Linked DNA regions of Homo sapiens: region 2 is linked to region 1. The links are chromatin contacts, found by Hi-C or POLR2A ChIA-PET in ENCODE. All regions are on one chromosome and are shown on one strand. Each heading gives the region's core, a stretch centred on a gene start or an enhancer-like site at or near the end of the contact. The rest is flanking DNA. Distances are from core to core; before and after follow the strand shown. Region 1 overlaps TENM2 (teneurin transmembrane protein 2). Region 2 overlaps TENM2 (teneurin transmembrane protein 2).

Region 1 (5,835 bases), core at 2,283-4,782:
CATGAACCTGGGAGGCAGAGGTTGCAGTAAGCCAAGATGGCGCCACTGCACTCCAGCCTGGGTGACAGAGTGAGACTCCCATCTCAAAAAAAGTAAATAAATAAATAATAATTAGCCTATTCAGGTGAAAATAAATGCTGACATTTCCTGAGGGCCTTCTATGTGTGATGCATTTTCTGAGCACTTTAAACGTAGTATCTCATTTAACTCTCTTTACCAATTAGGAATTGTTATTAACCACCTTTTACAGATGAGGATACAGAGGTTAAGCACCTCAGAACTTTGGTGGTCTAACTTCAGAAGTCCTCCAGGCAAAACTGGAGAGATCAATGTTTTCAAGACTGAAAAGGCCCTAGAAATGGCCTCCTGAACCCTTGCTAGAAAGAAACCTTTCTTCTAGTGGAGCACACCGGGACCCAGTGATTCTTATGGCAATGCCTCTTCCTCCCACTGCAAAACTGAGGGCTGATAACACACTGGCCTCCTGGTGGTCCCAGTTTTTTTCTAAAAGTTAGTGGCATCCTGGGGATCTTCAAGGTGAGGGTGAGAGGTTTCTCCTCTAAGCCTGCTCAGCAGCGGGGTACTTCTACTCATCATTCATGCAACATCATAAGAAAGGTCTTGAGCACTGTGAGAGGTCTGATTTATTTTAATTGGGAGGTAAAGACAACTCCAAGACAACTTTGAAAGAAACCAGTAAACAATTACCAGCAAAATCCAGAGAGTGCTCTCTCTGACAGTAGTTGAGCCATGTAGTCTTAGGCAGTGGATGTTTCTCCAGATATTTGATTATCTTGGGTAATTACTTGTGTGGGTGCGTACGTGTGTGTATGTGTGTGCATTCTAAAGGCAAAAAGGGGGTTCTGAAAATATCTCCAGCGATATGTCTTTACATCCCATGACATCAGCTGTTACTTGACGTGACACCAGATGCAGTTCAAGGTCTGACATTCAGCTGGCTTCTGTTTATATAGTATGGAGAAACTTTTGTTCCCTTGCCCTATAAGGCATGTACCAGGAGAGATTTTGGGAAAAGTTCACCCAGATAGTAAATAATTCTGCTGAGCTTTGAAGTGAAAATGCTCCAGGAACCTTTATCCCATCCTTGCCATTTAACTGGTATGCTTCGGCCACTCTTGGTATTAATGAATGGTGTAGATCAGAGTTTGTTTCCATTATTCTGTTCATCAGAGGCACAATCTCAAATCAAAATTATATTTTATCTTTGTTTTGATCTTTCTATGTTTGGGGGAAAGCACTGTAAACATCTCAAAGAGAGAGAGAAAAAAAGAATGAAATACACCCCCAGGAAATTCTAGTTAAAGACCTAAAGAATGGCATCTCAGTGGAAAAGAATTCCACTGTGAGGTTTGGCTTTTTTAAAAAAATAGCCTGGTCTTTGAAAAACATATTATCTTTCATGGGTAGGGAAATATCCAAATTTTGCCCAGCCTATTTTACAATAAGACCTTGAAAAGCTATGTGATGAGCTGGAATGAGAGGAGTTTAAATTTTTGATGCAATTCTCTGCCTGGGAAAGTGATAATGCTGCTCACATAACAGAAAGAGTATTTTCTGCTACAGCACAACAATCAACATAACGTCTGGGCATATTAATAATTTCACTCCTAAACTTCTCGACAGGGAGTGCATGGGTCTTAATAGTATTGTCAAGATCCTTAGGGCAATTGAAAAACCCAAAATCATTACTTTCTACTGATAGGCTTTCCTCTCCCAGAGGAGGCCAAAATACCTAGGGTAATGTAGATTTACTGAAATGCTCAGATAGGCACTGCTCAGACGTAACTGTGTAATAAAATCTTCTCTTTAGAAGGGTCCTTCTCAGATATTTCAAGTGGTCTTTTTTATTTTGTCTTTGTCACTTGGAAAGTAGCTAATGGAGATGACGCTGATCTCAAGTAATACTTTCCTGATGATTTAGGAAGGCAAAGAATGAGTATAGGGGCAATGGTCAAATGATGTGGCACCTACGATTAAAATCCCTTTCTGACCCTTCATGTGTGAGAACGTGCCCTATTGGGGCGGGATGGTCCCAAATTCACAATAGCTATTAAGCTCTTAACCCAAGGGCAGCTACTGACTTGGCACCCAGTTCGAGTCCCCTTATCCTTTCTTGTTTCCCCTCCCACAAATGTCCCTGCCTGTGCCTGGCTAGGTGATTACAGCCATGCCTGAACCGCTAGAACAAATTCCCAGCTCGCCCTCAGACATTCACATGTGCAACTCGTTCTCAAATGCCATCACCTAACAATCTCCATCTGAAGAATATCAGCAGCTGCAGGGTCTCAGCCAAAAAAAAAAAAAAGGCCTGCAGGGGACCTGCTTCAGGTTGCCAGGGGAAGATCTTTTTAAGTGCTAGGCAGTGTGCCCCGTTTGAGATTGAACTTTGACTGGCTCTGATGGAGCTCTGCAACAGACAGATGTCGTGGTTATAATAAACAGAGGGAATTGCCATTTCCATGAAATGTCCAGGATTGGCACATCCATAGGAACAGAGAGTAGATTAACATTTGCCAGAGGCTATGGGAGGGAGGAAGGGACTGGGCCGTGACTGCTGATGGGTATGTTGTATCCTTTGAGGGTGATGAAAATGTTCTAAAATTAGATAGTGGTGATAGTTGCATATCTTGGTGAATATACTAAAGTAACACTGAAATGTATACTTTTAAAAGCTGAATTGTATGATATCTCAGTAAAACTGTTATTTTAAAAAAGCAGAAGAGGTGATCAGGCAGCAAGTGCCAGGAAAAACAACCAAAAAACAAACAAAGACGGAGGAGTTTGAAGTCACCTTCCCTCTGTGTCTAGCCATCTCCCTGTTAAAGGAGCCCTAGAGGTAACAGAAATGAGGGAATTAAGTGGGAGGGCATCATTGATTCCAGCAATCAACTAGAATGCTCTAGGGATAGAGGCAGAAATCTACTCTGATCCCTGTCCTCTGAGACTCTAAATATAACTCCCAGGGACATGATTTGTTCATTCATTCATTCATTCATCACCACTAGTTTTATACCAGGCACTGTAGCCTTATGCTGGGATATACAGACAAGTGAGACAGACTGTTTTTAATGGAGGCACTCATGATCTAGTGGAGAGCACAGGAGAGTCCAAAAATAATATAAAACCATGTGCTGAGCGTTACAAAAGAAATATAAGCAGTGGGCAAATCAAGCACCCGGGGGGGGCACAGATACGTTACAGTTAAATACAAAATTTAAGGAGAGAGAATTATGTTACTTAACCTCCCCACACCTCAGTCTCCTCATCTTTAAAGGGGAGAGCAATATCTTCTTTAAAGTGCTTTAAAGGTTATTGTAAGTTTTAAATAAGATGAAATATGTAGAGTGCTTATCACACAGTTGGTGCTTACTAAATGGGAGCTATTGGACTTAGGTGATCTAAGATGTCCCTGCCGACCCTAGTCCTTTACGAACGTAGGCAGAGCGGAGGAAAACTTTGAATTCTGAGCCTGCAAATGATTGCTCCTTGTGACTGTAATTCCCGTGTTCCGCTATGCAGTGTTGATCTGTGCGTCATTGCGAATGCATTCGGAATGTTTTTCTCTGAGGTCATATATTTTGTGTAAGAAAGAGAGCTATAAATCATTCCTTACAGGCAAGCACAGCCCTTTCTTTCTCTGCCCTCTGTTCAGGCTGAGCGGGGTGCTTCCTTCAAGGACAGCCCCCTGATACAGGCCTGTGCAACCCAGGCCAGAGGCACTGGCTAGAGCTGGAGCCAGCGGCTGGGGAGATGAGGAGGAGGCTACAACTTGACTCACTCCTTCATCCCCCTTCTTGTTTCTCCTCCACTCTGAAATGTGGAAAAGCTGCAGCTGCAGCTTGCGACAGCAGTGACCAGATCCAAGAAAGACTGCAGACAGGCCACCTGCCCTGTGAAGCCAGCCATACCATATGTGTGTCAATAACAAAAAATGCAAGTCCATTCTTTAGGAGATAAGTCATTCTGTAGGTGTTAAGACAGAAGGAGGAAGCAAGGTCATTGTCCCACATGCCCAGTACTTAGAGACAAATAAGGAAATCTCTTCAAATATGGGAGGAGGCTGGATTTGGACCTATTCCTTCCATCCCTGGGCTCTTGGCAAAGTACCTCAGGTCAGAGCAGGACAGGACAAGCTGGGATGGAGTGTGCCCTTGGTTCTGCCCCTGACAGGCCTAATTGCTGCTCATTCCTCATGCTGCCCCTCACGCCGCTGGTTAGGGAGCCAGGGATGCAGCACAGTGAAGGAAGTTTGGGGAGGGCCTTTGGGAAGGCATAGAAAGAGATTGCACTGCAGTTTGGCTGTTCTGGCCTATTTCTCCTGATTCAAGCAGCATCCGTGAGGTGGTGCAGAGCTTTGAGGTGGGCGATTCCCTCCAGTTTCTCACAAGATTGGATTCTGCCATTTAAGCAAATGTGCAAAGAAATGAGTCCAGGCTGTTTTCCTCTGTATTTGCTAGGCATATATCAGCCAGGGCAGGGGACCTGTTTCCTCCCTGTGTGCCTGTGTTCTGGTTTTGGGTTCCTTTGCATACAGCTGGGAGGGGAAGAGACCTGGGATCGTGTGCCAGCTCTACCACTTACTAAGCTATATGACATCTGGTGCATTACTTAACCTCTCTGAACCTCACTTACTGGATCTGTGAAATGGGCATGATAAGTGACCTGTCTCCTAGGAGTAAGTGGGAATATATTGAAATGATTTATGTACAACACTTGGCACAGTACCCGACACACAGGGAGAACTTAACTCATGGCAGCCATGGACAATATTATTGTTTTGTTATCATCAGCATCAATTGTTTTGCTTATGGAAATGGAGCAGTTCTGAATCCCGTTTTATTTTTGTGGGCTCTTACAGAGACACTCTTGAGACTATCTGTTAATAGCTCCTGGCCACGTCACTTAGTCACTCTGCCCTCCTGCTGGCCAAATTTGAAGGTGGAGGGGTCAGAGATTGATGATTTTGCAGCCAAATGCAGCCGCATGTTCATTGAATATCCCCCTCCAAGAACTGCCATTTCAAAGGACTTGGAAAAGTTGGGCCCACAGTGCCCTAGGAGGTACTAATCATTTTCCTCAGAGTCATAGTTGCTATAGCTGCCATTGCTATTATCAGAATGATTAATTATATCAAATAGTAATAATCATAATAATATGTGTTAATAGCTTGCTATGTACCATGAATTGTGCTAGGCTCCTTAAAAATATATTTCCATTTGACTCTCCTAACAATCATGTATGAGAAGTAAGATTACTATATCCATTTTACAAGTGAACGACTCAGAAAGAAAAATATGTCACTTTCCAGTGTCCACACATCTGGTCAGTGGCCAAGCAGGGATTCAAGCCAACCACTAGCCTGAACATCTGCAACAGACTCTGTCCTCCTTGGATCTAACCAGACACTGTTATTCTTGAAAATCCTCACCCCCAATTCCCTCTGGCCAATTCAAGGTCAAATTTGAACAGGGTGTCCTGGTGCCAGTTATCATCAACCAGAGATTCTCAAGTCTCTGCCAACACCATCTCCTCTTTTAGAAACTTTAAATTGCTATTGAGATGTAACTTGCCCTAAAAGGTGGTTCAAGAGAAGAAGGCAAAGAGTTTGTGGTTAATTTGTCATCTGAGGGTCTGAGGGAGTTGAAAATTTTAAAGACCAACCATTGGCATGCCATTCCCAGGAATGAGTGATTTATTAGCAGCTAGGCAGGCCCTGACTTTTATTTTTTTCTTTCATATATTTTATCATCATTTCTAATCACCAGGAAAAATTGGTGAAGACTATGGCGCAAGACAAGCCTGGTTTAATTTGTC
Region 2 (5,835 bases), core at 2,235-4,734, 130 kb before region 1:
TCTTTAAGCGCCAGCCTGAGTGTGTATCCTGCTGATATCCTTTTATGTCTATGGAAAAGACCCTCCCTGGACAGTTGGCTGCAGCAGACAGTAACTCCTTCTTCTCCAGGCTTGCGCCTGAGGATATTTGTGTCTTATACTCACAAGCCAAGGAGAACCATCTTTCTGAGCAATGCCTATCTTTGATGGCCAGGTGATATGACCAAGGGACAAAGCAAATGAGAAAGGCAGTGAGAGTGGAGAGGGACAGAAGAGAAGCAATAATATGTTGTGAACCACAGTCAGGGACCCGATGCCACACAGACTGGTGACCGCATCCCTGGTATTCATTCCACTGAGACTTAGCACTGCAAAAAAGGCAGGCTACAGGGCATAAGAAATATGAAATAATTTATCAGGCCAGAAAGTTATACTCATTTCCTTTCTAACTATTTTGCTGCAGGTTAAACATTCCTTCGTGCTTCTGTAGGGCAGCTGCTGGAAATACAAAGGTTTGTATCCAGCACTGGAAAGTACCCGACTTTCCTGGCCACCTTTGCTGGGGGTGGAAGCTCTGTTTCTTCATGAGCAGTGGCTGGGCCTCTGCATTCTGAGGGAGATGTGTGCATCCCAGTTAGTAGAGATGGGATGAGGTTGTAAGATTGTATGAGTCTCCAAAATGTTTCCAGCAGTGAAATAAAGAAGTGAAGCCAATCCAGATGAATGATTTGGGAGGCTTTCAGAGGAAGGGGAAATATTACGTGTCTGCCCAGGGTTCTGGAAAAGGGTCCTTTTGCTGAAGAGCTTACAAGTTCTGCACACACACACACACACACACACACACACACAGTGGAACTAAGGTCAGCACTGGAAACCACTGAGCTATGGCAGAAAGAGTGTTGCAGTGTTGGAGGAGCAGGGAGATGCATGTCTGTTGAAAACTTGGGGTTTGCTTCTGGGCTTGCAACTGTGGCAGCATTTTTTTTCCTCTCTCTATTCCGCATACCATGCCATGATACAAAGCAAACATTGCATTGACAGTATGTTGACAAATTGAAGCCTTCAACCACTGGCCCAGTCAGCAGCCTGAGCAATCACAGTTCCAACCTCCCCCTCCCTCTCACTGCATCCCCTACTCCCCAGATTTCTTGGGAACAGGCTATGCCCCCAGTTGATCATTTCAGTTGTGTAGCCTTCGTAAGTCCTAACCACAAATCAGCTTTCTAAATTGAGAAGGTGATGAATTTTTAAATCCTTGAACCTGTGCTATAATCATCTTTCCACCATCCTACATATTACAATGCAGGAAGGCAACAGATGTGTTTTCTTATGGCTCTGGTAACATGAAATATTGATAGGGACGGGAGCATGGGCATCGTGTTGAGGTTCATCTACAATGAAGGTAGCAGTTCTCATCCCAGCTTCTCATCGTCCACCTTTCTTTTCTGACACTTAGGACGTGAAGAAAGCCCCATACCTGTGATGCTCAAGGCTAGTTCAATGAAAGCTCTTAAAAAGCCGTGCAATGAAATCTGTCTAAAAAGGTCTTTGTCAGTCTCCAGGGGCCAATTGCTAATGCAGCTAATACACGTTTGATCTATACAGATGATTTTTCCTTTGTCCTCAAGGGAATCTCTACAAACACTTTGGGTTTACATGGTGCCAAGCCCAAGTCGTCTGTCGGAAAATAAATAGCATTTTAACACATTCAAGCATCAGTCCCCAGGATGAAAAGTAGCACGTAGGCTCTTCTCTGAGTTTTCTAGCTGGGCTATAGGACATAATGAAAACCTCATTTTTAGAACATTTCTTTTCCTGGTGACGTTTCACTCAGAGGCACTGCATTCTGAAGGGGGAAAGGCACAAAGTAGACACTCCGATTCAAAAAAAAAAAAAAAAGAAAAAGAAAAGAAAAAGAAAGAAAAGCAATAAGCAAAAAAGGATAAAATTTTATCTAGGACAGTATTTCCAAATGCATATATGGGTGCCATGTACCAATCTGTGTGGTGTAAGTATGCAAGATATCCTTAAGAGGCACATGGTTGAAGTATTTTATTTAAAAAAAAAAGTTTTAATATTTATTTATTGTAATATATTTTAGGAAATATATATTACATACATATATATAGATATCTATATAAATGTAGTTATGTACAGCTAGCACATCCAAGCTGTGATTTTATGGATATTATTAACTAAGATGAAACGAAAGTCAGAAACAATAAGTCAAGTTGCAGAAAAAAAGTAAAGGAAAGAATTGAAGACTAGATGAAACTGCAGCTCCAGCAGCTCCAATCAGGAAGGGTTGGCTAGAACAAATACCCAGAATGTGTGAGGAAACGGCTAATGTGGGAAATGCCGATGGAGAGAAATTCCTCATGTGTTAATAGAGGAGGCAGAGCCAGCTCTGCCTTGGTCAGTGGGGATGAGTGTGAATCTACTTTTCCTGGAATGTCTGTCTCCCTACAGAGACGTCAACCACAGCAGAATTCCTGTGGCTCTGACACACAGTTCTCTGTTGTGTGAAGTTTTGTTTTCTTTGTGGTTTTAAGCAGAAAATCACACATGTTCATGCTGCCTCAATCTGACATGTCGTATTAACCCTTTTCATGTGACTTTCATAAGGCAGGATATTGCAGGCCATTCAGGAGATGTGCCTTTCAGAGAAGGATTCACCTCAAAAGAGTGGACGCTGCACTGGACTTAAGTGAAAGGGGAGAGTTTGTAACGATCCCATAATATATCTGAGCCCATGGGAGAAAGATGATAGCAGCTCCTAGCTACCAAGTCTTCAGTATCTTCCAGGCATGACATATTAAATCTAACCCCCAGATGAGCTAAGTGAACCAAGCACCATTATTCTCATCATTGTATCGTTGTATTTATGGGGAGGCTAAAATGGGAGACTTACACAGCTAGGAAGAGATTCAAATACAATTGTGTCTGACCAAGAGGTTGGATTTCTTCACAAGTTACAATAAGAGGCCATGCTTTGGCTGTGAACACTTCTGGGGAATGGCTTCTCCTATAGTTTTGGTTCTATCCACAACAGAACCTATGTAAATCCTACAAAGCCTTCCTTAGAATAATGCCCACAGTGACTGTCCTCCCTAGCAATAGGACATCACAGAACAAGAAAACATTGACTGTGATCTTTTTTCTTGGAAAAGGGTGGGAGAGTCAGGGGGATGGTTCATGTGGGAGAATGAGAGGGAAAATAAAATAATGGATCCATATAGATGAGAGGGATGCTAATGTATACACTGGGATTCTCTTCCCAGGTCCATAGTGAGCCCCTACATGACACTGAGAAGATCTCTTCTTTCCCCTGACCTTTTTTTGTTCCCTCCATAGTATGAGGGGTTTGACCTAAAGGATCACTTAAGTCCCATTATGATCCTTTGTGTGTGTGTGTGTGTGTGTGTGTGTGTGTGTGTGTGTTTCTCCTCTGATGTAGAATAACTCAGAAAGAGAGAGTTGCCCTGGAGAGTGGTTGCTAAAACAACAGGGAAACAATAGAGAAACCTTACCTTCACTGGTGACTCAGTCAAGAAAAAACAATAGAGCCACATTATCAATCATGAAGGATCCCAAGAAGTATGCAGAAGACACCTGTTTCCGGAACAGAAGGGAGGGGAAGGTGTGGGGAACATGGAGCCACATTCTACTCCCTTCCTGTATTCCCTTTGATCTCTCTACCTGCTTCTTTCTTGGCCAACCACAACTTAGAATCAACCAAGTTTTTGAATTAGCTTGTATAGACAAGAAACATGCTATGAGCCCTCCTTCTAAAGACCTTACCTTTAACTTCAGGAAACAAGATGACTGCTTTCTCTTGCTTCATTTACAAAAGTTATTCAGATGAGGATTATACAGTTTCTGAATCTTCTCTGCCACTTTAATTTTCTAAGCCACCAATTTAAAGATAGCCTTAAACAACTGTTCTGCCCCTGTGGAAACAGGAAGTGGATGCCTCAGGCAGTTCCTCGGGTTGCTGTGTTGGAAGGAGTGATAGTTTCTCAATTCTGCCGCCAGTGAGACACAACTTCACCTCAGCAGTGTGTATTTAGAGACATTCATCATTAGAAATTGAGTGAGAACTTCCATATGGAAAAAAAAATCCTAGAATTTAAAGACCACCACAAGTGCCTACGTATTATTTAGAGACAAAGAAAGACCTGTGTTTTATAACAAGCATTCTTAACCCCACACATTGTAAAAGTACAAATGGCCCAGCAAAGTCAGAATGACCCGGGTGAAGTACACCTTGTAAGGCAAGAAATGTTCAACTTATTGCTGGCTCTACCATTAGTATGTACCATGGAAGTACATACTAAATAAGGGAAAAATAAGAGAAATGCTAACTTAATGAAGCACAATCATGACTCGTATTAGAAAGTGATTAGCTGAGATCTGTGCAGTGAATAAAACAGGGCCTTGTTACAACTTGATTTGGTTGATGTGTTTCAGAAGGACTCGTAATTCATGTTCCAACTGGAGAAATAGCTTCAGCGAATGATGCAACATATCATATTTTTGTTCAGGTGTTTTGACAGGAAGCAAACGATAGAGTTGTTTGGAACTCTAATTGAGAAAAGGATCTTAATGATGTTCACTCAGTCCAGCATCAGGATATAGTGTGCTGATATTTCTTAGAGGAGAAAATGTTGTAGAATCTGCTTCTTCTGAAGACTTATAATTTTGATAAGCCTTTGTTTATGTAAGCAAGAAGTGTGATTAGTACTTCAAATAACTGCATGTTCAAGATATCTTTTATTTGTTTATACAGAAAAGGGTGCAATTATCTATTTAACTATATCATTAGAGAAAAATATATGGAAAAAACTTCTGTATTCTTCAAAGATATTAATAACTTATATGTGTGATGCCATCTTATGAAAAGACAGCCTTTATAAAATATGAAGAGTTTGAAGTATTGCTTTTCTTACTCAAAAGATTTAGAAGTGGCCATCAAAACCATTAGATAGTTAGATGGCTTAACAAACTGTGAAAAGTAGAACCTTTTCTCTACAAAGTAGGACCTTAAAATCAAAATTTAAAGCAATCACTATCTGAAAAAAAAATATGTTCAGTAAAAAGTTAAATATGGGTCATGTAAGCTCAGTATTAACGTAGAGAGGCTGGATTGAACTGAAACCAATTTGTCGGATAGTGAGATGAAACGCTGGCTATGAGTTCCACTGGTTTTACCTTCAGCCTTGTGGGGGAATGGTGGGGACATTTGATAGGAAGTCAGTCTTGTGTGTTCCAGCCCAGCTCTGCTGGGGGCATGAATTTGAGCAAAGTCCCTTCATTTGTCCTGTCACCTTTGCCCTCCTTCAGGAAATGCCAGTTTTGCATTAGATTGGAAGTTCTCAGCCTCTCTTCCCTGTAACTTGGGAGACGGGATGTATAGATAAGAAGGATGAAGATTCTAGAGGGTGCGGCTCATGGTCACTTTCTTCCCCCCATCTCCTAAACAGCAGCCCTGTTTTGGGTATCAAAAATCTGAAATAGTGTTACTTTACAGTTAAATCAACAGAAAGGTGTTCAGTTGATGTTGAAAACTATGGAATCTCCTTTTTAAAAAGGTAACTTTCATGATCCTCCTCTTAATGTTCTCAGTTTTTATACTCTTGTTTAGTTTTTATTGACATCTCTGTCATGGGGCAGCTCATCTAGACAAGTTTATTGAAGGCAAATGACAGTGATGACTACGGTGCTTTGCACACAGATTGTCAATAACAATCTGGTTGTTTGGGGAGCACTTAGAGATGTGGTTCATGCATGTGTGAACCTCGTCAGTGTAAGTTTTGTGCCATTTAACTGATAACATTTTGAAAATTTATAATAGCT

Evidence for each region. A loop is a pair of places that touch in the nucleus more often than their neighbours do. ChIA-PET counts read pairs that join two places held with the same protein, here RNA polymerase II (POLR2A). Pooled maps may share reads with other maps.
Region 2: a loop to region 1 is called in a map of mammary epithelial cell, with 5 times the contacts of the local background. The contact joins two enhancer-like sites. A Hi-C loop is called at or near these places in 4 of 168 maps with a recorded cell type or tissue (chondrocyte, mammary epithelial cell and prostate gland) and 1 of 50 pooled maps. POLR2A ChIA-PET finds 5 or more read pairs at or near these places in 1 of 52 experiments (Panc1).

Annotation. Positions count from the first base shown.
Region 1 is chr5:167,942,124-167,947,958 of GRCh38, forward strand. All of the region lies in intron 5 of TENM2 (teneurin transmembrane protein 2), which reads left to right. All of the region lies in intron 2 of TENM2-AS3 (TENM2 antisense RNA 3), which reads right to left. Among named protein-coding and RNA genes, the nearest start is that of TENM2-AS3, 8.6 kb to the right of the region's middle. RefSeq lists an enhancer at 3,647-4,148. Within about 2 kb of position 3,533, at least 10 of the 41 ENCODE cell types and tissues checked have a DNase peak (open chromatin) inside an H3K27ac peak, as active enhancers do; they include mammary epithelial cell, where a contact is called at or near this core.
Region 2 is chr5:167,812,592-167,818,426 of GRCh38, forward strand. The region is part of intron 4 of TENM2 (teneurin transmembrane protein 2); the gene reads left to right. Among named protein-coding and RNA genes, the nearest start is that of TENM2-AS3, 140 kb to the right of the region's middle. Within about 2 kb of position 3,485, at least 3 of the 41 ENCODE cell types and tissues checked have a DNase peak (open chromatin) inside an H3K27ac peak, as active enhancers do; they include mammary epithelial cell, where a contact is called at or near this core.